Linked DNA regions of Mus musculus: all the other regions are linked to region 3. The links are chromatin loops, found by intact Hi-C in ENCODE. Cell type or tissue: gastrocnemius. All regions are shown on one strand. Links, peaks and the distances in the headings refer to the core of each region. The heading gives the core; the rest is flanking DNA. Region 1 holds the start of Gm39256 (a long non-coding RNA gene). Region 2 has its middle 170 kb from the start of Gm39256. Region 3 holds the start of Maf (avian musculoaponeurotic fibrosarcoma oncogene homolog).

What was found. A loop is a pair of places that touch in the nucleus more often than their neighbours do. Peaks named below come from ENCODE experiments on the same cell type or tissue, not always from the same donor. Only the 100,000 strongest peaks of a DNase experiment are listed, where the experiment ranks them.
Region 1: a loop joins it to region 3, with 2.9 times the contacts of the local background. A loop is called at or near these places in 2 of 42 quality-filtered maps.
Region 2: a loop joins it to region 3, with 9 times the contacts of the local background. A loop is called at or near these places in 2 of 42 quality-filtered maps.

The regions. Positions count from the first base shown.
Region 1 is chr8:115,637,131-115,647,447 of GRCm38, reverse strand. It overlaps Gm39256 (a long non-coding RNA gene), which reads left to right and starts at 2,559. Exons shown (of 2, transcript XR_879215.3): 1 at 2,559-10,317. In gastrocnemius, for the core only: no CTCF peak of the experiment used is centred there; no DNase peak of the experiment used is centred there; H3K27ac peaks cover 6,438 bases.
Region 2 is chr8:115,470,191-115,480,507 of GRCm38, reverse strand. No RefSeq gene overlaps it. Among named protein-coding and RNA genes, the nearest start is that of Gm39256, 170 kb to the left of the region's middle. In gastrocnemius, for the core only: a CTCF peak has its summit at 2,561; no DNase peak of the experiment used is centred there; H3K4me3 peaks cover 1,155 bases; H3K27ac peaks cover 6,649 bases.
Region 3 is chr8:115,700,455-115,710,771 of GRCm38, reverse strand. It overlaps Maf (avian musculoaponeurotic fibrosarcoma oncogene homolog), which reads left to right and starts at 3,878. Exons shown (of 1, transcript NM_001025577.2): 1 at 3,878-7,519. The coding sequence starts at 3,909. The coding sequence ends at 5,021. In gastrocnemius, for the core only: CTCF peaks have their summits at 1,165 (motif pointing right) and 4,824; DNase peaks (open chromatin) are centred at 3,828, 4,125, 4,765, 5,082 and 5 more places; H3K4me3 peaks cover 7,929 bases; H3K27ac peaks cover 7,836 bases.

The sequences.
Region 1 (10,317 bases), core at 1,134-9,133, 63 kb after region 3:
GCTGAGATTGTCTCCATGTTTTCTGTCACAACCATCTCTCTACCAGACCTCTTTACACCCGAATCTGAGCCTCTGGTGACTTCAGTGTGAGTTCTAATGTGTACAATTATTTCCAACAATGTAATTTAAAAATGCAACACATGAAGTAAATGGCTTTCCATAAACACTGCATCATTTTTTCTTACGACAAACTCTACTGAAAGCACTCACTTTCAATGTGTTAAGCTTATCCAAATTACTCACTTCACACAAGTTTGATAGTCAAGTGAAGTGGCATTTTATACATTAATTTACTACTGAACACAATGGACATATTTTTATCTGTGGTTATTTTCATTCTATCTTCTAGGCCAGGGGACTAAAAGACTATCCCTTCTATTATAGTCTCTTTTTCCCCTTCAGTATGTAAAACCACACGATTGTTGATGATTTCCCACAGCTCTTTGTATAGAGTGAATTTTCCCGGTATTCCAGTCAGAGCAAAATATCCTCAATATTCATCTCTTGCCTTTGATTCTACTTATATTTTAACATGTGTACTATTTAGTTTGTTAATGAAGTCTTTTTGAGTGGAAGGATTTTCTTGGTGTGCTCAGTCTGTGCTTAGATGGGTACATATGTTAATTTTTCACCCATGCTTTCTCCATTTAAATTATCTTTTAAATTACACCTCTTCAAAGTTAGTGTGGAGAGGTATGCCAAGAAGAGAATATGGCGTTAGAGAACATCTTTCAGAATTTGGATCTCTCCCTCTACCATGTGAGTCCTGGACTCAAAAACTTATCAGGCTTGGTGGCAAGTTTTCATACCTACAAAGCCATCTCACCAGCCCTTAATTGTGTTTATATCTGACTTTTAAATCTTCAATACAATTACAATTTACTTTATTATATAGCATGAGAAGCTAGATTTATCTTTATAATAAATAACCATTTTTCTAAGAAGCCTGCCTTTTTCCTGTGGTTTTGATATTTATTCTGCCCTAGTTTTACTTATGCACATGGACACTCATGCATGCCCGTGAGCACAAACACACACACACATGCACACACACACACATACACACACACATGCACACATACACACACATGCACACACACAGACGCACACACACACATACACACACACACATGCACACATACACACACATGCACACACACAGACACACACACATACACACACATGCACACACAGACACACATACACACACATGCACACACACACAGCTGTTTTAAGCACATATCAGCTCACTGATGTATGTACTTGTTGACCCTTGTAGTAGGACAAAACTTTCTAACTGCAGTTTTATGAACCAGTTTTGAATCTGTTAAAGCAACTGTCCTCCTAACTTTTGCTTTGCCAGTTAAGAGGAAGGTGGTAAGGGTGTAGGCCCGTTGGTAGAGTGCTTACCCAGCATGCATGAAGCCCTGGGTTCAATGCCCAGTCCCACATAAACAGGATGTGGTAGTGCTTGTCTGCAATTCTGGAGTCAGGAAATTAGGAGTTCAAGGTCATCCTTGATTACATAGTAAATTCAAGCTCAGTTTGAACTACAGGAGACTCTGTCTCACAAAATCCATAGGCAAGCAGGTAAGTAGATAGATAAACTACAGGTAGGTAAATATGAGATAGATAGAGAGAGAGACAGACAGATCGATAGATATCAGAGAGATACATAGATGGCAAATAAACAGATTGATGATGAACAGATATCATCAACAAATTTAGATAACGGATATTATATAGAAAACCAATAAATAACAGGTAGGGAGGTAGATAGCTGATACCCGAACAGACTGGTTTTTGTTTTCTTTTTCTTTTTTCTTTGTTTGTTTGTTTGTTTTCTCTCTCAATGCAGTTTACAGAACAGAATGCACGTTTGGCAACTAGAATAACAGAAATACATTCGAGGGCTAGAATGACAGGCTATAAACTCAGTTTGTGAACTGTAGGGCTGAGACCTCTGCTGCTCACCCATAACACAGGGATGCTCAAACCAGGAGCAGAACTGTAAGTGCTCAGCCAATGGCCATGGGCATTCTGAGGCTCCTGGGTTTCACGTTCCTTCCCTGAACTCATCTGGTGGGTAAAGAGATGCCACCTGTCCCTCTGGCACCCAGGGCACCTGGGTTTGAATTCTGCTGTTAGGACATTTCAAGCAGCAGATCTCATGGCATCTCAACAATTTCTAGGAGCCATCTGTTCTCAAGTTCATGTGCAGCAAACAGCAACCTGTCCCCTCTTGAAAGACTGATGTCTTCAGACAAACAGGATGGAAGCCAGAGTAGCTTACTTCCATGGTCACACTTGATGGGGGAAATACAAGAATACTGATTCTGGCCTTGAAGGGCAGCTCTTCTGGTCCACTGTTGTGTGAGCTTAGCATTTCACTTAACTCAACTTCTCCCTCTCCCTCTCCCTCTCCCTCTCCCTCTCCCTCTCCCCCTCCCCCTCCCCCTCCCCCTCCCCCTCCCCCTCCCCCTCCCCCTCCCCCTCCCCCTCCCCTTACCCCTCCCCCTCCCCTTACCCCTCCCCCCCCCCTCTCCCTCTCTCTCTTTTCAATCTGTCTTTCTGTCTCATCTATTTTCTTGTCCATGTGTCCATGCATCTATCTATCCATCCATCTGGACATTTAACTCAACTGCAAGGTGAGCCTTGCAGTAATGTAATGCTTTCCCTGTGAAACAATTCTGAGCAGAATGCATAAGACCCTTTTTGGAATGTGCATATGACATAGCAAGTACTTATGGATTTTAGAGGCTAATGGTGATGTTGTTATTGTTATCAGGGATCACATGTATCTGAATGTATTTGTGGAGTAGTCTCAGAGGAAATCTAGTACCATCAAGCTGAAACAAGACATCTGAGTGTGATTTTGTGTTATCTCAAAACAGGTTGGACTTGTAAATAGGTTCAACACATGACCTATTGACCATTCAGTAAGTATTACTAATTTGGGACATTGAGCCTAAGTTCATCCCAGGATCTTAGGGATGTCCAGAGGTCATGTGCCTTTTGATACAACACCCCCACCCCACCCCCACCCCTTGTGCAGTTGCTTAACGATGGATGCGGTTCTAAAATATATCAAAGTGCTCTCTACCCATGCCATTTGGAAGTATGAGACTTCTGTGGTGTTGTTAGCAGGCAGCAATTGGCAGCTAATTCTATCTTCTCAAATTTTATAGACACTGTGAGGGCCAAAGCTCTGTAAAGAGTGTGTTGACCACTTAAGATCCCCACTTAATACACTGTGCTGCGGAAGCCATAGGACCAGGGAGTCATATAACCACCAATCTTGGCATTTTCTCTTCCCCTTTGCATGCCTCTCCTCTGTTTATCTTGTTGTGTCTACATGCCTCTCTGTTGCTGGTCTGTCTCCCTGTCTGTCTTTCTATCTGTCTGTCCTCTGCTGTCTAGTGTTATGTTAACTTGACCCAAGCAAGAGAGGGTCGCTTGAGAAGAAACTTTAATGAGAAAATGTCCCCACCGGATTGACTAATGGGTAACGCTGTGTACATTTTTTTGATTGATGATTGGTATGGGAGGGTCCAATATGTTGTGGGCCATGACCACTACTGCTACGTAAGTGGTCCTGAATAGTATAAGAGGTTAGGCTGAGAAAGCCAGTAAACAGTGTTCTTCCATCGCCTCAGCAGCAGTTCCTGCCTCCAGTTTCTGCCCTGACATCTCTGAAGGATACACTACAATGTATAAGGTGAAATACACCTTCTCTTCACCAAGTTGGCACTGATCATGGTCTTTTATCACAGTAACAGAGACCCTAACTTAGATTCTTTCTTTCTGTTTGTTGTCATCTACCAACATACCCATTATCTGTTTAATTTTGTATCACACCATCTACCTGTCTTTACTTCTTTCTTCACATCCATCCATTTATCTGGTGTTTATTGGTTTACACCAATTATCTACCCAACATAGAGAACTCAGAGGTGACTTGAATGGAGTCCAGATTCTGAAAGTGCTATCCACGTGGGAGGTACGCATGGCAACAGTAAATGTGCTCTTCGACTCTTACCATTTACAGTTCTTTCTTAGTTCTTCATTAGTCTGCTTGGTTTTGATAATGCTGTTGTTCTCTCTTTTCCCTCTCTCCATTTTCTCTCTTCTTCATTTCCCTTCTACTTCTTTCTTATCCCCTCTCCCCTTCTATTTTCTCCTATCCTCTCCCTCTTCTCTATCAGAAAGAAGACGGTTCAGCATCTTCCCAGATATACCCACTCTCTTGGAAAGGGCCAGGTTTAGTTCCCAGCACCCACATCAGGCTGCTTACAAGCTCCTGTAACTCCAGAGCCAGAGGAGTTGATGCCTTCTCCTGGCCTCTAAGGGCTCTAGTATTCCCATGGTGCACATACACTCATTCGGGCACATACATGCAAGAGCAAGACAGAAATTTCCTATAAAATTGGCAAAGGTTGTGAAGGACCAACTGACCTTCTTGAGATTTAGGACAATAAGCTTGACTGTGAGAACATCTTCTAGAGTCCACTTTCTTTTTTTTTTTTACATTTGTCTATTGTTTGTTTAAATTAGAGAAATGGAAAGACCTCTGAGAGCCCTTTATGATTGGTCTTTCATTAGGAAAAGCAAGAGAAACACAAACAATTTCTTTGTCCCATTGCAATGAATCTAGCCCTGTGGGCAGGAGACGACTGCGTGAGTAAACCACTTGATGTATGCTTGTGAGAAACTTAGCTTAGAGCTTAGAGCTGCAAAACCAGGTTTCAGAAGCTGCTCAGGCAGTCTATGTTTGTATTGCTGGGCTAGAGTAGAGGTGTGGGATAGAGACAAAAGGACCCCAGGGCCTTCCTGCCTAGCCAATCTGGCCCCACTGGTAAGTTCCAAGTTCAGTGAGAGATGGTGTTTCATAAAACAAAACTGAGATCAGTGTAGGAAGACATGTTATCATTCTCAGTCTGACCTCTGAACGTGAACACATGGTTATATACACAAGCACACAACTGCTCACACATGTGAGCAACATGCATACAGATTCAAAGACACATTGAAGCATACATGGTGACAAAAATCACAGTCCCTTGAGTACTGGACAAGTGATTCTTTGGCTAATATTCTTAGTCCCTGACTTCAATCCAACTTTCATACAAAAGGGCCAGAGGAGACATAGATAAATATAGAGAGAAAAGAGAGAAACGAAGACACTAAGTTATCCCAAAGGGCATTCCTGGATTAGTCATCTTATAAAAATTATATGTACCACAGAATATCTATTTTTAGAGGCCAGGAGGTTATGTGAAGCCGTTCAGATGTCGGCAAAGACCCACAGGCCGGCTCCCAGCAGTGATATCGGATATTTGGCTATCTGATTTATTTTAACTGTGCATGGCTGGTACTGACCCCATGGGCATGTTGGCCACTTGGAGATGGTGTGCCAGGCCCATATGTTTCTTTAGACATATGGTGTGTTTTTGTATGCTTTTTTCCACTTCCTAGGCCTGGCACTATACACACACACACACACACACACACACACACACACACACAATGCACGAGAGGGGAGAGAGAGAGAGAGAGAGAGAGAGAGAGAGAGAGAGAGAGTTCATGTTATGCCTTTTGAACTTTGATTCCTGGCAAACACAGTTGTCCTTGACCCTCATATAATAAGTCCAACTTTAACTATGGGCTGGAGCGTGAGTTGAAAGCATCCGTTGCTCTTGCAGAAAAGCCATGTTTAGTAGAGATGCTGTACCCTGACCAGTAACTTTAGCTCCAATTCCAGGGAATCTGACACGATTTTCTGGCCTTCGTGGACACCCACATACCTGTGGTATAAATTCACATGGGCTCACACGCAGAAGTAAAAATCAACCTACTTACAAAGAAATTCTGTTCCTTAGGTTTGTTTGTTTGTCTTCTTGCTTGCTTGCTTTTTGTTTTGTTTTATTTTCTTTTGGTTTGTTTTAGGTTGGGTTTGGTAGGGTATTATGTAGACCAGGATGATCTGGAAGAACATGCACAAGGGCCTGCTCATTTCTTCTAATCTGATCAGTACACACAGGCCACCCGCTCACACTCATGACTCTTGCCTGATTTCGTAGAGGCTGGGTCACTTGTTACTTCTCTTTTGGGTGCAAAGAAATCAGTGAAGCAGACTGAAATGGATCACCTCTGAAAAGCAAACCCTTCTCACACATAAACAACTGGCTGATGATGTCTCTGTTTCTTCCTTAATTCATCAAAACTCTCGTGCAAGTTGCTTATATTTATCAAATTCTTATTGGCTTACAAGGCTGCCCTGGTAGCAGGACCATGTCTCAGATAGAATGAGGGTACTGGGGGCAGCTGTGAGACCACAGAAGCTGGGAGCACTCGTCTCTTGCCTGTCCACTTGCTTCCTTCCTTGACTATTCTCAGAACAATGTTCGGCCTTTTTTCACTCCACTCTCCAGTGCAGTTAATGGAGAGCTGTATGGTAGGCGATGCCTGAAATTCTACCCCTGGAGAAACTGAGGTCAATGAATCATGAGTTCAAAACTAGCCTACAAAGTCAGAGCCTACCTCCAAAGAGACAAAACATGTCAAGTACTTGGAGAGCCAGGTGTTGCTGGGGCAAGCTTGCTAGACTTAGAAAAGACAGTGACAAGAAGCCTGGTTTAGTTTGAACATTCGAATACAAAAACTGTATTTTTAGAATAAATAGTTCCCACTTGATGCTGGGATCTGCCTAGAGTTTCTTATCATTTTTCTGAATCTCAAATGGGTGCCGGCAACCTACTTCATCTGACAGCCTAGTATGATGTTCCTTCCTCGGTGGTACTTGGCTAGCTCTAAACCTACCCAGCTGTAGAACATTTCGGTGTCAGGGATGGACCTTGTGTCTCTATACCCCACTGTGTCTGTCCCCCTTTTACTTTTCAGGGCCTAAAGATTTCTGATTTAGGAAACCCATTCCTAATGCTTGTTAAGGGAAGAGACATAAATAATAGGGACTTTCTTGCCCTAACCTTCCTCCCTGTTTTGATTTAATTTCTTGAAAACGTGGGCTACCTCTGAGAAAAGCCCAGATCAGGGAAAGAGTATAAAATTTACATAGTAACAGATGCATGATGTTATGTTGCCAGCTGCTTCTCTTACTAAGTGGCCCATATTGGCTTTGAACTCATGATCTCCCAGCACGGGCTTCTCCAGGGCTGGGATCACCACCTCACCCTACTCTCCAGTTACTTCATTGGAATGTGGAGTGGAAATAGGCCTCAACACCGTTCTGAGAATAGCTCCTGATCCCCCTGCCTCTGCCTCCCAAGTGCTGGGATTACAGGTGTGCACCACCATGCCCAGCTATCCAATTACTTGCCCGGAGGATGGAGCTGCAAGAGACTCTGCCTCCGTTCTGAGAATAGCCTGTGTCTATTTCACCCGCCTGACCCCACAGACACCCAGAAAGTCAGGAAGAAATCTGAGAAACTTGGAGACTAGAGTATTAGGACTTCACACACACAGAAAAAAAAATCTTATTGGCAGAATAAGTTCATGGTATGTCCTCGTTTCCCAAGTCCTTTGGCACCTTCCCCTCCTCCCTCTCCTCCCCATCCCCTTAACAGACAGACATATGTTTGCTTCAAGTATCTATGCTAGCCATGGAGAAACGGCTGAAGGGAAATCAATGACTGTTTCTGCTGTAGTTAGGCCTGCAGGGCACAGTGAAGGGAAAAACTGTGAGAGTTTTAAAGGGAGTCAGTTAGCCACGGTTCACCATTAATTCATTTTGCTAAAACAGTGGAGAAAGTTTGCAAACCTCAGAGAATCAGAGGCAAAAATAACAGTCACTCAGTCCTTTAGTGACTTGAGAAGCCTTGAGAGACATCTGGATCTCTTTCTATTTATCTATCATTCCTACATAAATAAATCCATCTACTCCTTTTTGTGGGTATAACAAAACATGCTTTATAGGATTAATAATATTAACAATGTTGACCTGACTTAGCTCATGTAACACACTATGTGTGTGTTATTCCAAAAAGAAAAAAAAAATGTATGTGCTTTTCACACAATGAAATGTGAGACCTAGGGGGTGTGGCTCAGGTGGCAGAGTGGTCACCTAGCACGTGCAAAGCCATGGGTCCCATGCTTTAAAAAAAAAAAAAAAAGCACTGCATAAACCCGACACGGTCGTGCATGCCTGTCATCCCGTGATTTAAAGACGCAGCACTGAGCCTAAGCCCCACTCTGATGACTTCATTTTGTGAAAAACAAAACAAAGCAAAAAAGTAAAACAAGCGCACAAACAAAACAAAACAAAACCCAGTTCTTTTTACGCCCAAGTCTCACACGTGAGTTCAAGACCCAAAGACAGGTGGATGAGAAGTTCAAGGTCATCCTGTGCCTCGTGAGTTTGAGGTCATCTAGGAACAGGGAAAATTCTGTCTTAAGAGAAAACGAGGTGTCAGCATTTTCCAGTAGAAGGCATATATAACCCTAATACAAAAATCTAAGTAGCTCCATAACCCAAAAGGCTTTCCGTGGGGCATAATGCCACCCAGGTAAAATTTACAACTGACCTCGTGCAATGCCAGGTTACATGGAAAACACCAGTACATTAAAAATACTGCCTGAGGCTGAAGAGGTGGCTCAGAGGTTAAGAGCACGGGCTGCTCTTCCAGAGGTCCTGAGTTCAATTCCCAGCAACCACATGGTGGCTTACAACCATCTGTAATAGATCCAATGCCTTAGAGTACTCATATACGTAAAATAAATAAAATTAAAAAAATACTGCATAAAGTTGTCTTTTACAGGCCTGAGGTATACCTGAGAGTTAAATTAAGATTAGACAGAGATTCTATTCTCAAACACTTGGAGGTCTGTGTAGGGAAAAAAACAAAACAAAGAAACAAAACAACCCCTCCAAAAAAACAATAAAGACAAAACAAAACAAAAACCAACAACAACAACAAAACAAAAACACTCAAACCACTAAGCTGCCTCAGGTTCTGAGTATTGGATTGCAGGATACTCAACTTCTGGTCACATGCATATCTTTTCACTTCCTTGAACCTTGAATTTTCCATTTGCCCTTTTGCTCTCTGAGATAGGATCCTGCTACATGCCTCTAACCCATGACCTCCCTGAGTCAATCTCATGAGCAACCAGGCTACCGACATGTCCCACCATGGCTGTCTGAGTGTGGGCTCTGAACCTGAACTTGCCTTTCCAGGTCCTCAGCGAGATAGGCCAGGCCAGAGGAAGATAAGTTTAGTTCTCTGGGGTTTAACTACCTATAAATCCACAAGGAAAACAGTTTAGTCTCTCCTTTATTTTTGTGTCTCTGTGTATGTGTGAGTGTTCACGTGTGTGCTATGTATATGTTTGTGCATATGTGATCATGGTTGTGGGCACAGGTATGTGTGTGTGTATGTATGTGTGTGTACATATCTATCTATCTGTCTGTGTGTGTGTGTGTGTGTGTGTGTGTGTGTGTGTGCAGATACATGCAAAGGCCAGATGTTGCGTTGGGTTTCTTCCTCAACTATTTCCTGTTTATTTGACTGGGACCGCATCTCTTGATGAACTCTGAACTCACTGCCTTGGCTAATCTGGGTAGTCAGCTCCCTCTGAGATTCCCTGCCTCAGTCTCCCAAGAGTTGCAATGACGGACAGGCTGCCATGTTTGCCCATCTTTTGTACCCGTTCTGGAGACGCAAACTCCAGTTCTCGCACTTGGGGTCTCCCCAGCTCACTCAGGCTTCATAAATGAGAAATGTGAGCCTGGAGAAGTGTCCTCTAGCTAGAAGAAATGTAGACATTTGAGAAGACTCTAAAACAAACAGGTTTGAGGTGTCTTCAGGGTTGAGTATTCCATTGATAAATGCTATTATTAACTTGGTTTATTGGGTCCCCGTTGAGTCCGTCATACAGGGCTTATTATTATTGTTCTTGTTATATCTATTATTATTATTATTATTATTATTATTATTACTGGTTCTAGCTCTTTAAGAGGAAAATATTTCTCCCAATGCTTGGAGAACACACCATTCATCATCCCTTGTCTGAAATTAACTCCAAACAACATTTACCAGCGCTTAGATTCCGTGCCCCATCCATGCCTTTAGCCAACATTCTTGAAATGTCAGCCCTCCACTAGATACTTATACATATTTTACTCCATTTAACCTTTACGGAGCACCCTCTGAGATATTATTAAATTACTATGGTTATTATTATAAATGCTTCTTTTAAAAACATTGATTTGGGGATAATTATAGACTCGCAAGAAGTTGCTAAATTGGAACAGAGAGTCTGAGTGTGTTTCCCCCCCAATGTTCCCCTGCAGGGAATTTC
Region 2 (10,317 bases), core at 1,149-9,148, 230 kb after region 3:
GGATACAGTTTGGCACTGGATCTGTACTGATAAAAACTCCAGGACTGAAATTAAAATTAGAAAATTTTTTTTTGCAGAACTGGAAATCCTATTTTGTTTTATGTATGAGAGTTTTGCCTCTGTGTGTGTGTGTGTGTGTGTGTGTGTGTGTGTCTGAGAGAGAGAGAGAGAGAGAGAGAGAGAGAGAGAGGGAGAGAGGGAGAGGGAGAGGGAGAGAGAGAGATTATGCCTGAGTAACACATGAATGCCAGTCACTCATGGAAACCAGAAGAGAATGTTGGACCCACTGCTTTTATAATTTCTTCCTCATGGAGAAAAGACAACTGGACTCATAGACAGTTGTGAGGCACCATGTAGGTGCCAAGACTTGAATCCCAGTCTTCTATAGAGAAGCCAATAACCTTAACCACTGAGCCATCTTTTCTGCCCCAAAAGTTGTATTAATCCACCGCTAATGTCCCGTTCTGAATCTGGATGGGGACAGGGAGGGGAGTCTCAGTAATTAATAGTTGAGTAACTAGCCCAAGAAGCAAGAGGAGGAGACAGGTCACGAGAAGTTTGCATCAGGTGGAGATGAGCAGGGAGGTAGGTCCAGGATACAGAAACAGGAGGTTTCATCATGGAGGATGTTGAGGCAGGAGGAGATGTGCTTGTGTCAGAATGGGATGCATTTGGGGATGCATATGTGTGAATGCACTTGTGAACACGTGAGTGACTGACTCTAAAGAGAAGAGGAAGGAGAGGGACATAGAAAATTCTAGAAGCCCTAGTTATGGCAAACATCAAGAAACGATCTTTCCAGGTTCTGTATTTTTATTTGGGAATTGTGTATGTTTCATTCAAAGAAAACCTCCTCTACTTTGGGGGATGGTATGAGTGTGACTGAAAGCTCAAGGCTTAAGGGCCGTTATGGCAGCCAAACCCCTTGCTCCACGCAGCCATGTTGCTGGTGAGACTGGTGTGGCAGGCAGTGGTCTAGCTGTCGCTGCGTCATGGCCTTCACAAGGGAACTTCCCGTTCGCGTTGGACTTCCATCTCCAGGCACTTCTAGAAGAGGCTTGACTTTAGCTTAAGAAGTCATCTGCCCCATGATTCCCCCCGTTCACTCACGAGAAACAGGGGGACAGGACAGATTCCTTGAGAGAGGAGATGAGACTGGGGGATGTCAGACAGTAAAGACCTGGGAAGCAAATGCATTTTCTCCAATGCCAGATCCCAGGTTCTGCACCCAAGCCCGGACATCCTTCCCTCAGTTTCAGAATTCTAAGCCATGGAAGAACCCTGGCCCCACCTCTCTCTAACCATGAAGGACCCTCCTGGGGCTGTGTGAGGTTCCACTACTAGCATAAGATTTGATTATAAGTTGGAGTCTTCTAGTGAGCCAAGGAACTGGGAGGACGAAGGTAAACAACACATCATCTTGGTGTCGTTTTTCCTTCCTGCTCTATCTCTGGGGGAACCAGACTCCATCCTGAGCTATGCCCTCACTGGACAACCATTCCTGTTTGGTGCCTGTAAACTCACTTCCCACCCTGGCTTCTACCGCTCCCGGTTAGAGATCCAATTCTATTTTAGGAACGTGGAATGCATTTTCCAGGAGAGAACATTGTGAAATATCGGGGAGTCGAGGCCAAGCTCGGCTGAAGCATGTGGGAGTTTGAGGAAGGACCCCTCCAGAAAACAGACTTAGGATTAACTGTCCCCCAGAGCGAGGCATCACTTGAGTGGTGAAGGGGAGAGGCCTAATCTTATCAAGAAGGGAGAAATCTTTTCTTTTCCAGCCAATTTTGGTTTTAACATGTTAGGAAATAACTTCTGACTGTTTCCCAAACAGCTCTCTTCTTCCCCTATGCCTTGTCAGCTCTTGGGTTCTGTCTCTCACATCCTCTGCTCTCAGTCGGACACTGCCGCTTTACATTCCTAGCTGCCAAATTTGATTTTGTGTGTTCCCCTGGTATTTGCACACGTACTCATGTATTAGAAGCGCCAAACTCTCTCCTCTTACATTTGAGTTAGACTCATTTTTTTCCCTAAGGCTCTGAGCACAGGCATGAAGTAGAAGCCCTGTTAGGGTGGCAAGGTGCAAGCTAACTAACTAGCTAACTAACTAAGAGCTGAGCTTGGTGGAGCACACCTATAGTCCCTACATCAGAGATTCTGAAACCAGAGAATTGCTGCATTCTGAGGCCAGCCTAAGGTGCCTAGATGAGCCTGGGCTACAGAGGGAAATTCTGTCTCAAAACACAGAACTAAAAGGTCCCCCAAGAAGTTCTTGCTCCCCAAGTGGATGTTGTCTCCCTGGACATAGGAACACCAGGAGGCTCATAGTCATTATTTTTTTTTCTCCCCCACTGGATCAGTTTGGCTTCTGAAGAGACGTAAGTTCTCAGAACACTGTCACCCCATCCCACCTGCCAGACCTGACCTACTCCTAGCTGTCCATGTGTGGCTACCCTGTTCTTGCCTCTCTTACATACCTCAGTGGTTTCTCTCCTGAAAATCTCCATTCTTATCCCCTGTGTTGGAACGTGTGCACTGCTAGCTACCCTCTGGCTCTGGCCAAGGTGTAGTATCTGTTACCCACCAGTGGGGAAAGAAATGTCTGCTGTGCTCCAGAGCCTGTGTTCCTTCTGCCTAGTCTCAACATTGCCTCTGTGTTCCTTTTCTCTCGTAAAGTCAAAAATGACTCTCATAGATGACCACGAAACTCTGGTTGACATGAATAGTCAAGACATCCTGGCAAATATATAGGGATACCTCCAAAATGCTTGTGAGTCTAGAAAGCTCAGAAGGCTTGCTGTGGCCTTAAGAAGTCACTTGTCACACAACGCTGGGGGAGGGCAATCAGAAGACATTATACGTCCCTTGTGACCCCCACCCCCATCCCAGGAATTCAGATAATCATCTTAACCATTTTGATTTAAATCTCAGAACTATTAAAGACTGGCTATCCAATTTAGGCCAGGCCCCATTGCCCTCTCAGGACTTTAGCCACACTCCTGGAAAAGCCATATACTAAGAGTCTGCCTTCTGGATCTTGGGAAACTTTGACAACATGATAGGCATTAGACTCCCAGAAGAACGTGTGGGTGACCCTCTCCTGGGGGCATCTTTCATTTAGAATTCTGTGAGATGGGAACGTCTATTGTGTAGTAGATCATGGCCACTGGTCTATAAACACATTCAATACAGCCGGACTTTTAAGCTCAAAATGGGCTTCTTTCTCTCCCCTCTCCTCCCTGTTCTTCCCTTCCATTACCTGCGCACCCCATGCTACCTTAGACATGGGGTAAGGTCTGTAATTGTTGAACTCCTATAATGTGACTCCACTTTTCAGAGTCTACATGCTCACATGCCTGTATTCCACTTACTCATGATCTACTGTAATCGCTCTTACCCAGCAGTGAGTCAGGCCCCTCTTTCCATCAGCCCCAACATCTGGCAATACCTGGAGATATATGCTATTGATACAAGGTGGAGGTATGTGCTATTGACATCTAGATACACATTCCATAGCACATAGCCAGCCCCACCAAAAGGAATTATCTGTCAAAAAAGGTCAGTCATGTAGCCATGGTTACCCTGAGCAGTCAGATCTGTTGGTGATCCCTGAAAGCCAAATTCTTGGCTAACCACTCCCACCTCTTAGTAGCCAAATGGCCTTGGGTGTTTGTTTGTGATGGCATGGAGTGGAGAGAGAGAGAGAGAGAGAGAGAGAGAGAGAGAGAGAGAGAGAGTTCTATAAATCATCTCTAGGTCCTTAGTTTCACATGGCAAGCACTTATCAAATGAGCTATTTTTCCCAAGCCCCTGTCTACCAATTTTTAAAATCTAATCAGAAGGTATAGAATGCTTCACTAATAAAATTGCTCAAATGAAATGGTACACAGCCCTCGTCCACATTGCCAGCTATTCTTATTTCATGCAATTCCATTAACAGCTCTCAGGCTTAGAAATTTCCAAGTCCTCAGCTGACTAAGAACAGAGTCAGGAATCAACCATGGTCCTCTCTGGTCCCTTCTCCGTGGTCTTAAGCCCTGTGTTCTCATGTCTCTTTAGTCTTGGCTTTGGCGGCTAAACGTCCTGGAGCAACCTTCGTAATTCTAGAAGAGGCGGCCCATGTTAGTTTTGCTAAGGAACCCAGTAGTGACAGAGGCAGGTGACGAGAGTCTCCAGCATGACGTCATTGTCTTTGGCCCTAAACTCTGCTGGACCTGAGGGGATGACTTAAGTTGGAGTCAAGGGTGTGGCTGCCTCAGCTTTTGGCAGGACATTCTGTGATCAGATCCACTCACTCTCCCAGGTCTCTCAAGCAGGTGCCACATCCCCCGAGAACAAGTCTGAATGAGTCTCTGGCTGCCCAAGTGCTCCGGACAGACACTTCCTGGGCAGCTCAAAGCTGGAGACAGGAACCAGGGCCAAAAAGAATGACGGTGTAGCCTCAACGGGTGACATTTCTACTCTGAGCAGTGTCCCAGTCTGTTCACCTCAGGCTGAAAAAAAATGAGGTTGATTGACATCATTAGTGTCCGTATGTTTTTCTAGGGGTATCAAAGTAGATAGGGCAGCACCCCCAGGAAACCTCTCCATGGGTAGGGTTGCCCAACTGCCTGACTCCGTACAGGTGAAAAAGTCAGTACCCACAAGGCCTTGCAAGGTCTTACTGATACTTGTCACTGAGGACCCAACATGTCACTTCCTGTAACACCTCAGTGTGGAGAGACCAAGCTCCTCTTCCGTCCCACTCCAGATACGGACAGGCACTGTGGGTGCATTTGTTTCTTGTTGCTTCTGACCACAGCTTTGATTTGACTTTCCTGCCTTGACTCCTCCCATTGAGGTGGACTGTGACCTAAAAATGTAAGCTGAAGAAACCCTTCTTGTCCTCTCAGTTGCCTTTTGTTCAGGGGCGCATTTTTACTGAAGCAACAGAAAAGAAAACGGAGCACACGGAGATGCGGATTTTGGCGGGGGGGGGGGGCACCAGAGGGATGCCACCTCAGAGTTCCCAGGGTGCCATCTGTCATCGGAAACAAAATGACAATAAAAACCTCTAAGAAGCCTGGAACAGAAGCCTGTGACAGCAGGCTACGGAGACTGCACGCACAGTTAGGTAAAGTGCTGGACTCCTGAGCACAGAAACCTGTGCTCTATCCCGGGCATCCACGTAGGAGTCAAGCATCTCCAATCATGGTCCCGAGGAGGCAGAGACAGGAGCACTCTGGGAACGTATTGGCCGGCCAGCCTAGCTGGATCAGTAAGATCCAGGTTTAGTGGGAGAGTCTGTCAAAAATAATGTGGAGAGCAATGGAAGAAGACAGCAAACACTGACCCCTGACCATGACATGTACCATGCACACATATTGGCATATTGGCACATCCAGGAATACACACATTAAAAAAATAAAAAAAAAAAAAGGTAGGGCTGGATGTGGTGGTGCATACCACCTTGGATCCCAGCTCTCAGGAGGTGGAGGCAGATAGATCTTTGTGGGTCTGAGGTCTATGCAGAAAGTTAGGCTGGCCAGAGCTACACCTTAAGTCAAATTATAAATAAATAAATAAATAAATAAATAAATAAATAATGTCTTGGATTTTTAAAATTGAAATTAAAAAAAAAAGAAAAGAAAGCATGTATAGTTGTGAGAAATATTCTCTGGGCACGACAGAGGACCTGGTCCCGCCTGCTTTTCTTATTCATAAATCGGTATAATGACCAGGACCCAGGAGTTATTATGAGCCTTAGATGTATCTGCCAGACTCACAGTGCGTGCTGGACCAACTGAGGAGTCCTTCTTTGCTGCACTGACTACAGGACTAGGGAAAGTACAGACTCAGGTGCCAGGGCTGGGACAGAGCAAAAGACTGCAGAGCCCAAGAGCTGAGTCTCCATGAATCTGGGGCATTGAGCACCTGGGGTCCCTGGAGTGGTAAATGCAATCACCTAAAGAGGCAGGACCTTGTCGCGAGGCCAGACACTGGTGCGACTTACTGGCCTGACTCATTTGGGGTCAATAGGAGAACTGCCTCGGATCATCAGGATTCTTGACAGCAGCGCTCATTTCCCGGCGAGAGAACCCAGTATCCTGAAAAACCCACCCCTCATTGTTGAGCCCTGTCAATGAACGTCACCGGTCCAAACGGCACTTTGGTTTCTCTGTCATTGAAGTTTGGCCTGATGATGTGACGGGGACACTTTGAATTCTTCAAAGAGTGACTCTCACTTACCTTCTTGCCTCTTTCCCCTTCAGGTTCAACTCCTTTTATCACACTAAAGTGCCAATCAATATTGCGAGATAGATGTTACATCTTCGCTTTTTATAACACCGCCTGTCCCAGAAGGGACACTGTATCTTTAAGGAAATGGACCCCGTATCCTGTTTCCGAAGGATTAAAACCCTTTAAAGAGACAGAAGAGGCTGTAAACCCCGATCATATTCTTACTCTCTCTTCATTATCCTGTCCACTATCTATCCCTGCTGAGTAAATCTGGTTGTGTGTTTCTCCAAAGTGGTCATAAGAAGAAATTTATTTACTCCGCTTTGCACTGGAGGGGCATTACCGGGCTTCAAGGCTCTCCGAAGTCATAAAGATTTTGCAGTGTGTGCAAAAGGAGCAGAGATTCAGAACTTCTTTCCCCCTCTGAGGTCGTTTGGCCATCCAAAGGGGGAGTCACTTCTCATTTTCTGACAGGGTTTATTTCCGTAAGATTTTCCAATTAGCAGGAAAAGGTCACACTAATGTTGGTGCTGGGTAGGGGAAGAGATCAAACTATGCAAATAGAAACATCCTTGAAAGGACAATATTAAAAAAAAGAGAGTGCATTTCCTAATTTTTAATTGCATGTGTGTATGTGCATATACATGCATGTGTGTGTATGTGTGTGATGTGTATGTATATACATGCGTGCATGTATATATGTATTTATATGTGTGTGCATGTATATATGTGTGTGTATGTATACATGCATGTATATTTGAGTGTGCATATGTATATGTATATGTATGAGTGTCTATATATCTATATATACATATATGTGCGTAGAGATAGATAGATAGATAGATAGATAGATAGATAGATAGATGATAGATAGATAGATAGATAGACTGATTGACTGATTGATGATAGATAGATAGATAGATAGATAGATAGATAGATAGATAGATAACCATCCTTTTGATGCCAGGGAGGAAAAGGGTGATTGTAACTGTGCAACTGAATTTGACCTGCTGTTCTCACCTGTGTTGAAACAACCTGAGTTCAGCCATTGACGCTGCACCAGAGGAAAATTGAGTACCCAAGATGGGTGCACTCTCCTGCCCTCTTGGTCATTCATTGTGTAGGGACAGGGCTTGTGAGGCTGCAGAGTGGGAGTCGGGCAGCTAGCAGGCTCTGTGGACGCTGATAATGGCCAGACCGTCCCCAGCCTGGCATAGCTTTCGCCAGCCTATCATTTTAAACCCGCCTCCAATCTTTCTCTGCTCCTGCCCTGCCACTTTGGTTTCCCCACTCTGTGCACGGAGAGCACAAGGATTTTCCCTGATTATAGGCAGGGCTGGGAGCCATGTCAGAAAAGATGTACTCCAGCCATGCTGAGGACAGAAGTCGCTGGTGCCCATTAAAGCAGGGTCCCGGGGACAGCTTGGCTTTGAGTTTGGAGAGAACTCGGCTTGTCAGAGCTGAGGACATGCTATGCAAATCTCAGCAGCAATCATCCAGTCTGGGTTCTAGCTATTACCTGATGGGTGTGTCAGAGTCCTGTGTGAGCGAGAGAGTCTGGCTTTGCACGGCTTTACCAGGCCTCTGCCTCCATGACCCTCATGGGTGCCAGCAAAGGCACTGTGGAAAGGAAAGCTCTGTTTCTCCAGCTGGGTTCCTCTTCTCCAGACAGGGAAAACCTCAAGCACTATTTATAGTCTGGGCCTGGTCTGGTTATTAGTCACTGGTCACATCTATCTAGAACCCTCCCAATACCAGGTGCCAAAGGAGGGTGCTTACTCCAGGTCAGAGTGTGGCTCACTGTCCAAGTATAGATCAAGGTCCAGTGTAACAATCTATCTACCCTGCCGTATAGGTCTTACTTATTGGAAGCTTTTTAAAAACCAGGTCAGTGGATCAGTCCTGTAGTGTTTGGAGGACACTGTTTCCCTGGAGTCCTCCATCACCATCACCGATGGCTCTTACAATCTTCCTGCTTTCTCTTCCACAAAAGGCCCTGAGCCTGCAGCAGATGATTTGATGAAGACATCCCACTTAGGATTGCAGGCAAACTCACAGAGAGTGTGGTAGTATACGCAGGGCCTCTACAGGTTCAAGCCAGATGGCATCCCAGCACTGAGAGGGCAAAGTACATACAAGTTCTACTCCTAACCAAGAAAGATTAGTCTTCTCCAATGGAGTCTCTACGGCTATATTAACCTCACTTCAAGGTAGGCCCCATGCCCAGAGTAGATGGCCAACACAAAACAATGATATTTTAATTTTTTTATAGACTTTTTTGTCTCTGTCTGGGTTTTTTTTTAATATATTTTAATTTGTCCTTTGCTTATATTTTGGTTTTGTGTTAGTGTGTGAGAGGCAAGGCAGGAGAGAATTTCTTGTTTGTTTCTGACTGTTTTTTTAAAGAAAGGAAAAAAGGGCTTGTAGTTGAGTAGCTAGGTAGACGGGTGTGATCTAGAGGGAACTGGGAAGGGGAAAGCATGATCAAAATACATTGAATGAAAAATATGTTTTGAAGATTAAAAAACCTGTAGGGAAACTGAGGCAATAGATAACATCCCATCGGATACTAAAGAGCCTCTGTGGTCAGCTCTCACTAGGATGTAGGCAAAACAATGAGTCAGTGGTAGACGTTAGAAAATCAGACATTCGAAATAGTGGTCAAAGTGATATCCTGGCAAGACCATTGTTCAGCTGAGTTATCAATATTCAGAACAGCTGTGCACATGGTGACACAGGATATGACAGCACACGGGCTCTCTTATGTCATTTAACTCAAGAATATTTATTTTCACCTGGAAGCATGAGACAGAAACAGCCTACCCCCCAGCTTGAAGACCCTATACTCTTAGAAGACAAACACCTACAGAAGTCATTTCACTTCTAACATGAAAGAGAAAGACTTTAAAAATTGTTTTGCTAGGAAACTCTTCCCTTCCTCTTATCAGGATATCATCTCTTTATGGAGCTTAGCAAGTATTAGTCATTACAACCAATACTCAGCCCTGTTTCTCCTTAGAACAAAATGAGATGGAACGAGAGTTACAAAGCATTAGTTAGCCCTGAGCCACAGGAGTGTAGCATGCTGTGAGGGGCTTGTTCACAGCTCCAAGTCCAGTCATAGTAAGACCAAGTGTGCCATATGGAAATCATGCTTTTGGTTTTCTCTGGAAAGAATTATTAAAGTAAATAAAACATACAAACAAATAAGTGCATAATAACCATAGTACCTAAACATCAAGGTGGTCTGATCCCCAACGTTATGAAACTGGTATATATGTACCTTGTAGAACTGAATCAGTGAGTCTGGGGTAGGTCATAGGAACTCAATCTTTAAGACTCAAGGAAGCCTATGTCCTAATGTGTGCTCTTGCCCCTGTCTCATCAGGGTCATTCATAACATCATTTCTCCATATGCAGCCATCCCAATTTGAATGCATAGGTTGCATAATTAACCAGGACCCCCATGAGGTTTGTACAGCCAGGAAACCTGGGGAGGTAGAACTCTGCCCAAGTTCACAGATGTGGGTCTGATCTTTAGTCACTAATGAGCCACGTGACCTGTAACCTCATTAGCTATTCTCTTTTCTCACCCACAACACAGAGGCGAAAACAGCCAACTCTTGGCTGTTGATAGATGTTAAGTTCATGTTGCTCCTCTCCAAAGAGGCAAAGTGCTCAGGAGGTGTTTAGCAAATGCCACTTCCCATCTAATAAGGAGGGTTAAAAGTCCTTAAACATGCCATTAGAGGCCCTTCGAGATCATTCTTACACTATCTTATGGACTATGGGTATGTTGCAGGTGAGCTAATATGAACAATTCAAACATTATAGGAGATATGTTCCCATGAGCATCAAGTTTTTAACCTAGGTAGGGCACTCTTACTATGAATTATCACAGCCACACCTTGATATCTCCTGACTTCATACACCCTGCTGGGAAAGGTGAGGGGTGAGAAAAACCAGAAAGCCAATAAGCTAACTGCAAAGTTTCAGACCGACTGCTGAAGATAGCCAAGCTGTCAGCCCATTTGTCAAAACAAGAATTATAATAGCCAAAGAGAAACACAGTCCAGATCACAAGCAAAGATTATTGAT
Region 3 (10,317 bases), core at 1,064-9,063:
GCCATCTCCATGTTTCTGGCCCAAAACATACATTTTTTTTGAAAGGCAGGGAGTATACTTTATAGTGTTTAACAAAACCTTCATGTCTAAAAATTATCATAAAAGTGAATGGTTTCTAAAGACACATGTTCATATACGCAAAAACATAAGCTTTAGGCATCTGTGGTTAATAATTTTTAGAAAGACCTAGAAAACCATGGCTAACCAGCAGGACATTTGTGTGATCTTAAACACTGCCTTCCCCTTCGAATGTACACTAGAATCCCTTAACTTCACTGCAAGGTAAAATCTAGTTTAAACGGAGGAAAACGAAGAGAGAAGTCTCTTAGGTCACCTCAGTATTGACATAGTCTTCACTCTTTCTTCCCCAATCTGGATCTAAACATAGCTCATGCTACCGTAACCAAACATTCCTATAAAGCCCAAGTCACCCTTATAAAGAGCTCTGCAGTTAACAGTGCAAGAAGAATGGCGTGTCTAGAAAAAGACCAGCAGGCCCTTTAGAACGAGGATGTCTCTACACGTCTCCCAGGGTGTCTACCAAAAGGGGTGCCAGAGTTTGTGGATGAGAAATGAACACTGGTCTAATCTGGTGTCCCGAGGCAGGCAGTGACACCTAAGGCCTCTTTCTAAACAGCCAAGAATGCTAGGGGCGGGTTTGAGACCACACTTAGGTGCAATGTTCACGAAGCTGGCTTAATATATGACTTAAGTGTCCGAAGTCAGGATTTTCTGAGAATTACCTTTCAGATAAACAATTTTAAGCCACAGCAGTAACTTTGCTTAGGAAAGATGTCTCCTCTATCACTGGATTCCAAGGAACTTTTTAACTCAATCGTTATTGCCACAAATCGGGTTGGAAAGCCTTGCCAGCCCTTTGAAAGAGCCTGGGTCCTTGTTACATGACATCAACAGGCACAGGTCTCTCAGCCAGAATAACATTCTCTGAAGACTGTCTGTGGACCTCTTCCCAAGCCACGAAAGGAAGCCTGAGAGAAAAAAAATTTCAGCACCTGCTCGCAGTGTCTGGAGGCCCTTCCCTGCAAGGTTGGCTTCCCCCACTGTGATCCAACTAGCTTTCTTGTGCCTCTTGCCTCTTTCCACACTAGGAAATCAGCGTCTCAAACCAGAATGAGATCAATTTTCAACTAAGCTTTGCCGAAAGGTGGCGCTGTTGAGGTAAAAACCAACTCTATCCAACAATAGTTTTTACTCGGGATTCTTTTGCAGTCTTTTTGATTCTTTTTTTTGGGGGGGGGGCGGGGGACACCCTCATAGATACCCCCAATATGGTTAAAACAAATACAATCAACACCAGATGCATTTCATTATTCGAAGGAGTCAAGAGTCCCAATTTCCAAGCAGGTGAGAACAGTCTTGCAAATGTAAGGTGGTTTCAGACAACCCTGCTTTCCCAGATTCAGCCTCCACTCTTCTGACTTGCCTATCGCTTTAAAATCTTAGAAACGAGTTGTTAGTTTCTTTTCTTTTTTTTTCTATGCCCACCCCCCCCCAATATTTTTGCATAGCTTTGGAAGAATCAATCAGTGTAGAAAACTGAACCGGTTATTAGCATTTGCAACGGGAGGGGGGCAACCTTACCCCACCCCCAATCTGGGTTTCCGGACTTGTCCGGAGGTGGGGGAAAATATTGGTTTAAAATTTAACCCTTGGAGAGGAGCCGGGAGGGCTCTGGGGTACTGCCCCCGCTTCCCCCCCCCCCCCCGCCCTTCACCACCAAGTTCTAAATACCAAATAATTAAGCGAGGTGGGAGTGCAAAGACGCTCCGGACCCTGATAAACAGGGTTCAGATTTCATAATGGTGAGAATGGTATGGTCAGGGTGTATGGGGGGGGGCATCTCAAGCAGGATTCAGGTTTCATAAATGGAAAAGGTGGTGGATTGTAGAGGGGAGAGAAGAGAAACGGCGGGGGGGGGGAGAGAGAGAGAGAGAGAGAGAGAGAGAGAGAGAGAAGAGAGAAGAGAGAAGAGAGGAGAGAGGAGAGAGGAGAGAGGAGAGAGGAGAAAATGAATATGAATATTTCTCAAAAGCCAAACTCCATTCTAGAGTCCTGAGGCTGAGGGTTGAGCCGGGATGATCAGGCTCAGGCTTAAAGTGTCCCAGAACAACTTGCTGGCACCATCATTCTGTCTGTCCCTCCAAGGACAGAAGATGCTAGGGGGCAGCTAGTCCCTATATACTTTAAGCCCCCTGCTTTTTCAAGAGTTATACTGGTTTTCTTCTCCGCGTGAAATCAAAAAAAAAAAAAAAAGTGCAGGCGCACTGCTCACTGATCCCCGCGCGCATTCTGGGTCCCCGCACCCTTGGCGCCCCCATCTGATCACCTCACTTGCAGAGAGGGACAAAGAGTTCAGTCAAGTTGGGCCCCTGGAGCGTCAGATTCAAGGAAGGAAAGCACTCGGCTACCCCCATCAACAGCCACGAAAGATGCAGAGGATGGATCAAAGATCGAAAACTGCAAGACAAATAAATGCACGTTGTCAGGGTGCGGGACCGGCAGGGGACAGGGGAGTTCTGGCGGATCTCTGCAGCATGAGAGCTGCGGTTCAGCCGGGCAGGCCTCTCTCGAACTCCGAGGAAAGCAAACCATCCTCCCGGGTCCTACCGGATTCCAGCCGCCCTTTTAGTAAACTCTGTCCCCTGGTGCACTAAACTTCGCACCGGCCGGTGGTGGGGGGTGTTGCTCCCTGGCTGCGCCCCAGTAGCAGCGCCGCAAGGGTTAAGCAAACCTGTCCCAGCTGACAGTCAGCTGATTGGGCTGTGATTGACAGCTCCGAAAAGTTTCCTTGTTTCTATACTATTATGCTAATCGCTGCCGCTCTCGCCGCCTCCCATTGGCGGAGAGTGCCAGTCAATTTCCCATTTGAGCCTGACGTCACGGGTGCTATAAAACTCAGCAATTGCTTTAAACTCTTCTCGCTGGGATCAGAGGCTTTAAAATCTCTTTTCATCTTGGAGCTGTAGCTCGGGCTGCTCGTCCGCTCGGCCTCTCCCCCCAACCCTTTTGCTCTCGGCTTTGCCTTGGCCCAGGACTTGCAATTTTGCTTTAAAAAAATAATAAGAAAGAAAAAAAGAAAAGAAAAGAAAAACCAAAACCAAAAGAAAAAAAGTGGGGGAAGAAAGAACTTAACTCCCCCCTCCCTTGCCTCCAGCCGGCCTGCACCTCGGTCTTGCACTTTGCACGGAGGGAGAGGGTGAGAGAGAGAGAGAGAGAGAGAGAGAGCGCGCGCACGCGAGGGATCCGGAGAGAGAAAAGAAAATAATAATAGTAACCATAAGAGCCAGGCAGAAGAGGAGAGAAGCGTGAAGTGTTAACCACTCCGGTGTGGAGGCCGGCGCCTCCGGGACAGCCACCCGCCGCGCCACACAGCCCCGGAGCAGCCTCCGCGCGCGCCCCGCCTGCAGCCCGGCCGGCTTAGGCGAGCCCTCCTTATGCAAAGCGCGCAGCGGAGCGGCGAGCCGGGGACGCCGCGCACCGGGCCGTGCTCCTCCGGCATCCTCTCTGCCGCTGTCATCACCACCGTCACCGCCAGCCGCGGAGGACCTTCCCGAGCCTGAAGCGCCCGGGATCGGAGCTCAGGGAGGCGAGCAGGCGAGGAGGGGGCCCGGGGCGAGCGGAGGAGAGAGAGCGAGAGAGCAAGAGAGAGAAAGAGAGAGAGCACATTGGCGTGAGCAGGGGGAGGGAGGGCGGGCGCGGGGGGCTGCGGGCAGGGCGGGGGGTGTGTGCACGTTCGAGCTTTCGGGCCACAGCCACCGCCGCGCAAGCTAGAAGCGCCCTAGCCCGGCAAGCTGGCTCACCCGCTGGCCACCCAGCACAGCCCGCTGGCCCCTCTCCTGCAGCCCATCTGGCGGAGCGGCGGCGGCGGTGGCGGCGGAGGCAGGAGGATGGCTTCAGAACTGGCAATGAACAATTCCGACCTGCCCACCAGTCCCCTGGCCATGGAATATGTTAATGACTTCGATCTGATGAAGTTTGAAGTGAAAAAGGAACCGGTGGAGACCGACCGCATCATCAGCCAGTGCGGCCGTCTCATCGCCGGGGGCTCGCTGTCCTCCACCCCCATGAGCACGCCCTGCAGCTCGGTGCCCCCGTCCCCCAGCTTCTCGGCGCCCAGCCCGGGCTCGGGCAGCGAACAGAAGGCGCACCTGGAAGACTACTACTGGATGACCGGCTACCCGCAGCAGCTCAACCCGGAGGCGCTGGGCTTCAGCCCGGAGGACGCGGTCGAGGCGCTCATCAGCAACAGCCACCAGCTCCAGGGTGGCTTCGATGGCTATGCGCGGGGAGCGCAGCAGCTGGCCGCGGCAGCGGGGGCCGGCGCCGGCGCCTCCCTGGGCGGCAGCGGCGAGGAGATGGGCCCCGCCGCCGCCGTGGTGTCCGCCGTGATCGCCGCGGCCGCCGCGCAGAGCGGCGCGGCACCCCACTACCATCACCACCACCACCACGCCGCGGGGCACCACCACCATCCGACGGCCGGCGCCCCGGGAGCCGCGGGCGGCGCGTCTGCCTCTGCGAGCGGCGCGGGTGGCGCGGGCGGCGGTGGCCCGGCCAGCGCCGGGGGCGGCGGCGGCGGAGGCGGCGGCGGGGGCACGGCGGGGGCGGGGGGCGCCCTGCACCCGCACCATGCCGCGGGCGGCCTGCACTTCGACGACCGCTTCTCGGACGAGCAGTTGGTGACCATGTCGGTGCGCGAGCTGAACCGGCAGCTGCGCGGGGTCAGCAAGGAGGAGGTGATCCGACTGAAGCAGAAGAGGCGGACCCTGAAAAACCGCGGCTATGCCCAGTCCTGCCGCTTCAAGAGGGTGCAGCAGAGACACGTCCTGGAGTCGGAGAAGAACCAGCTGCTGCAGCAGGTAGACCACCTCAAGCAGGAGATCTCCAGGCTGGTGCGCGAAAGGGACGCCTACAAGGAGAAATACGAGAAGCTGGTGAGCAACGGCTTCCGAGAAAACGGCTCGAGCAGCGACAACCCTTCCTCTCCCGAATTTTTCATGTGAGTGTGACACGCGATCCCAGCTAGCCACCTTGTTAAATGCTCCGTGGGGGTCCCGCTCCTGAGTGGGCTTGCTAGTTGCAGGGCCAAGCTCGCTCGGCCACCACCTCGCCCCCTCCCCTGGCGAGTTTGCTCCCCTTGGCCCTGAACAGACACACACACACACACACACACACACACACACACACACACACACACACACACCAAGCTTGTGGTGGTGGTGATGGCTCTTTTGAATTGGGGAGGGAAAGGGTGTCTGGCTCATGGATTGCCAACCTGAATTCCCCCGTAACTTGCTAGCTTGGTTGTTTTGTTCTTTTTTATTATTATTATTATTATTACAACTACTACTCTTTTTACACCGCCTGCCCCACACATACCCTGGACTTGCACAAGGGTCAAAGATCTGAGCAGCATACTTCATGTAGGGCATAGCTCACCTTTGAACCGGGCCATCAATTGCCTGTATATATATTTTTTCTTCTTCTTCTTCAGCTCATGAGCTGGTGTTCATTCTGTGTGTGTGTGTTTGTGTGTTTTATTTTGTTTGGATTTTCTTTTTTCTTCTTCTTCTTCTTTGTTTTTGTTTATTATTACTATTACTAATTTTTTGGAGCTTGCTGTGTTTCCCAGCCTCTGCCACCCCCCACCCCCACCCCTGCACCATGTTCTTGAGATAAAAGGAAAAAAAAAAAAAGCAGGGTTTTTTTTTCCCCTCCTTCTGAGTTCTTCTGATTGAGCTTGCAAAGGAAAAAAAAATGTGAAATGCTATAGACCTTGCAGCGAGCTGAGTTCCACGGGGGTTTTATCTTAGCATTGTTATGCTAAAACAGAATGAACTAAAGCCACTCCTGAACCTGCCACAATCAAGCCTACATCAACCTTCTGGGTGTGACTTGTGAGTTTTGGCCTTATGATGCCAAATCTGAAAGTTTAGTCTGCCATTAAACAACAAACAAACAAAAACACAAAAACAAACTTACTCTCATCTCATGCATTACGATGCTTGCTACTTTGTCTTAGCAACAATGAACTATAACAGTTTCAAAGACATTATGGAAAAGAGACATTATATTAATAAAAGAAGCCTGCATGCTGGACATGTATGGTATAATTATTTTTTTCCTTTTTTTTCCCCCCAATTTGGCTTGGAAATGGACTTTTGAAGACTTAGCGCATGACATCCATACTTTTGATTTACAGCCTCATGACTTTTTTGAGTTCCAAACAACAACAGAAAAAGTACAACCCCAGAGCCTTCTTCCCTTGACAGTTTGCTTCTACTCCTGACTGCTTTGAGTTACAATGAACTTCAGCCTCCCGTTGTACATGCACTGAAGGCGTTCCTTGTCAAAGATAGCAGAATGGGCTACAAATTTATATGGCAAATATTATAGAACGTAAATTAAATGTTTTCTTTTTAGAAACAATGATGCCTGCTTTGGGGCACTTTAAATTGTGCTATTGCCAAAAGCAGTCTAAATTTTCTTTGAAAAGAAAGAAAAAAAAAATCTGCCCCAATTATTTTTTGGTTGGTTTTATTTTTTTTTATTTTATTTTTTCTATTTTTTTTTTAATTTTTTTGGTTTTTGGTCATTGTCAAATGTGGAATGCTATGGGTTTCTAGTATATAATTTAATTCTAGATTTTATAATCTGTTAGCCCAGTTAAAATGTATGCTACAGATAAAGGAATGTTATAGATACATTTGAAAGAGTTAGGTCTGTGTAGCTGTAGATTTTTTTAAAGACCGATGCACTAAATTGTTTACTGTTGTGATGTTAAGGGGGGTAGAGTTTGCAAGGGGACTGTTTAAAAAGTAGCTTTCTGAAGCATGTGCTTGCAACTTAAATATAAGTTGGGTATGTGTAGTTCTTGCTATACCATGGACTGTATTGAAAACCAAAGTATTAAAAGGGGAAATGCCCCTGTTTATATCTGTAGGGGTATTTTACATTCAAAATGTATGTTTTTTTCCAAAATTAAAGTATTTGGGACTGAATTGCACTAAGATATAACCTGCAAGCATATAATACAAAAAAAAATCGCAAAAACTGTTTAGAACGCTAATAAAATTTATGCAGTTATAAAATGGCATTACTGCACAGTTTTAAAGTGATGCAGATTTTTTACAGTTATGTTGTGGTGCAGAACTGGATTTTCTGTAACTTAAAAAAATCCACAGTTTTAAAGGCAATAACCAGTAAATGTTATTTTCAGGGACTGACATCCTGTCTTAGAAAGAAAGAAAGAAAGAAAGAAAGAAAGAAAGAAAGAAAGAAAGAAAGAAAGAAAGAAAAGGAAAGGAAATCTTACCACAATAAATATAAGAAATCTTGTCAGTTACTTTTCTTTTACATATTTTGCTGTGCAAAATTGTTTTATAACTTGAGTTACTAACTAACCACGCGTGACGTTCTACATGCTTCTCTTTCATTTTCAATTCTGGTTATATCAAGAGAAAGAATAATCTACAATAATAAACTGCATTTTTTTTGATTCTGTTCCGTTTCTTAGTGTACAGATTAACTGGGTCCCATGTCTTGGAGCTTGGATATGAAATACAAAATGCATTCTCTTTGATTTCTGAACAAGGGAGTTGGAGGCAGGAATTCTATTCTGAGAGGCAGGAGATTGACACCATATAGTCAGTAACAATATTTAATATTAATACAAATTATGACATCTTATTTTTTCTCCTCACAGATCTTAGTTTCCTAATAGGCTGAGCTAGTAAGGAAAAAAAGTGAGAAAGAGGGACAGTGAGAGAGAAAGATAGAGAGATAGACAGACAGACAGACAGACAGACAGAGACACACACACACACACACACACACACACACACACACACACACTGAGAGCACATAGGAGCTTTCTGAACAGGACTCTAAGCTTCTGACGAAGGAGCACAGATAGAGGGACTGGGACCAGCAAGTCTGGCTCACCAGAGGTGCATGGGAACATATGCATTTAATGGTAAAGATAAATAATTCTTGCCGTTTGGCCAAAATTGATTATTTTTTCTTCTTCCCTTACATGTTGTGATTTTCTTGTTGGCACAGTCCTGACAAGACTAAACATAAACACTTTGCACAAATCAAAGTTGTTTGATTTTGCTCTTTTTTCCCCCTGTCATTTTTTTTTAAACTTTTCAAGTCACTTGTCCTAAATGGGAAAAAGAAAGTCTATCATTTGCACACAGAGTTTCCAGTTCACACCAGGTTTTATCTATATTATCTAACTATATTTCGAATAGTCAAAGAGCTGTCTCCAAGCATATAAGCTAGGGATAACTACATGAGTCCCCCAAATATAAATATACAAAGAAAACAACATTTTCATGGGGTGTAGGCGGTGCTCTGATATATTGCTGTTTGCCCCCAAAGCAGGTTATGAATGGGGTCTAATTGAATGATCACTTGGAAAAATATCTCAATTACCTTCAGTTGAATTCCTAAACCCTGACCCATTTAAAACTGACACAAATTCCTGCAACCATGTTACAAATACATGGCATTTTCTCTTTCGGTAGGACTCCCTGAGAATTAATCCCATAGTAGACAAAGCCAACACTGTTTTGGAAATATAGCGAAACACAAATGACTTTTGTCTGATTATGTTTTCGATTCTTTTTTCTTTTTTAAAATACTAGCTAATATTGCAACCCACCATGCAGGCCTGATTTCTAAGGAATCGGGTAGCCCTTCAGGCTGGGGAATCCTGGCCTGTTTCTCATGGGCCTTGGCTCTTTTGCACAGAACACAGACTGTTTACACTTCCTATGTTGGCGTCACTCGGTGAGCTTAGACGTGAGTCCTCAAAACACTTAGTTCTGCTTGACAGAGAAATCTTAATGGCAAAACTTCTCTTCTATGCTCTAAGTTAGCCGTCCTCAGCTTTAGAGATTTTCATCATCTGACTACAGCCAGAAAATAGGCACACATTACCAGTCTGGCGAGGAGGAAATGGGTATATCACTTGGACCCAAAGCTCAGCACCAGAAGAAAGAGTTTAGGCAAATATATTCTTAGGCACAAGAGGCATTTGTAACACGATGGTCGCAGTTGTTTATCAAAGAGTAAGACCTGGGTTGGGGTGGGGGAGATGCAATTATATATAATAATTAATCACTTTGATAGAGTTCTATAAAGCAGTTCAATATCAGAAGCCAGTTTGGGCCCTGGACATTAGAAAATGAGACAGCACCATCAGAATAAAGAGGAGGCGGAGTGACTGGCTCAAAGCAAAAGTTAACCTTCACTGAAAAGCGCTTTCAGACACGAGAGACTTCAGAAGATAATACTAAACAGAACTAAACGCAAAAAAAAAAAAAAAAAAAAAAAAAGACGTATCTTGTCCAAATGCCCATGAGTACAAATAGATTCCCAAAGGTTAAAAACAAAGGAAGGAGAGAAAGAGAAAGAAATCGAAGAATAAGAAAGTCTCCTTTTCCCCTTTCCCCTGCATTTGTCTAAATAGTGTTAAAATTCCTATCATTCCAATAATGAAACAGCCCACTGGCAAGTTAGAGTCATCAGCGGGATATGGCACATTTGGGAAGCCCAGCCGCGTGTGCCCAGTGTGAGTGTGTTCATAAAATATGGGATGCCCATAAGATGAATGCAAGCTGTCCATTTGAGAATATTGTTTGTGATTCTGGGGAATGATTCCCATTTTCTGTCCTTTCTAAAGAAAAATGTGTTCGAGAAGAAGGCTAATAAATATGTAGCCACCATACTAAACAATTAAGTAACTACACTCCTTGTCTGAAGGACTCCCAGACTCCCAGGAAAGGGCCTCTGCACTTAGCCATGTATCAGGCATACAACCAAACAGGTGTGATAGCTTTCCAGCTGTGACAATCGTTTTTGTTTTTGTTTTTGTTTTAATCTATTGGAATTAGCACCTCCATGTGTGCGCGTGTGCATGCGTGTGTATGTGTGTGTATGTATGTGTTATACCAACATATCTATAAAGAAAACTTTCCCAAAAGCAAACAGCTAGTATTTTTAAAAGCAAATTCATGCATGCACATTCCTGACAGTATATCTTCATTTTTATTGTTTTCCTGGCAGAGAATTATACTAAGGGGGAAAAAAAAAAGCAAGAATTTGACTTCTCTCCCCAAACCCATGTTAGGGGCATCAGCTTTCTGTGGATGGGGACACTTTAGGTTTTCAAAGGTCCTGGTGATACTAGTATTGATTGGTGTCAAACGTGTCATTTGTCAGACATAGCTGTAAATGAAACCAATTGTGGTAAAATACAGTTAGGTACACACCTTCCGGATGCTCCTCCGG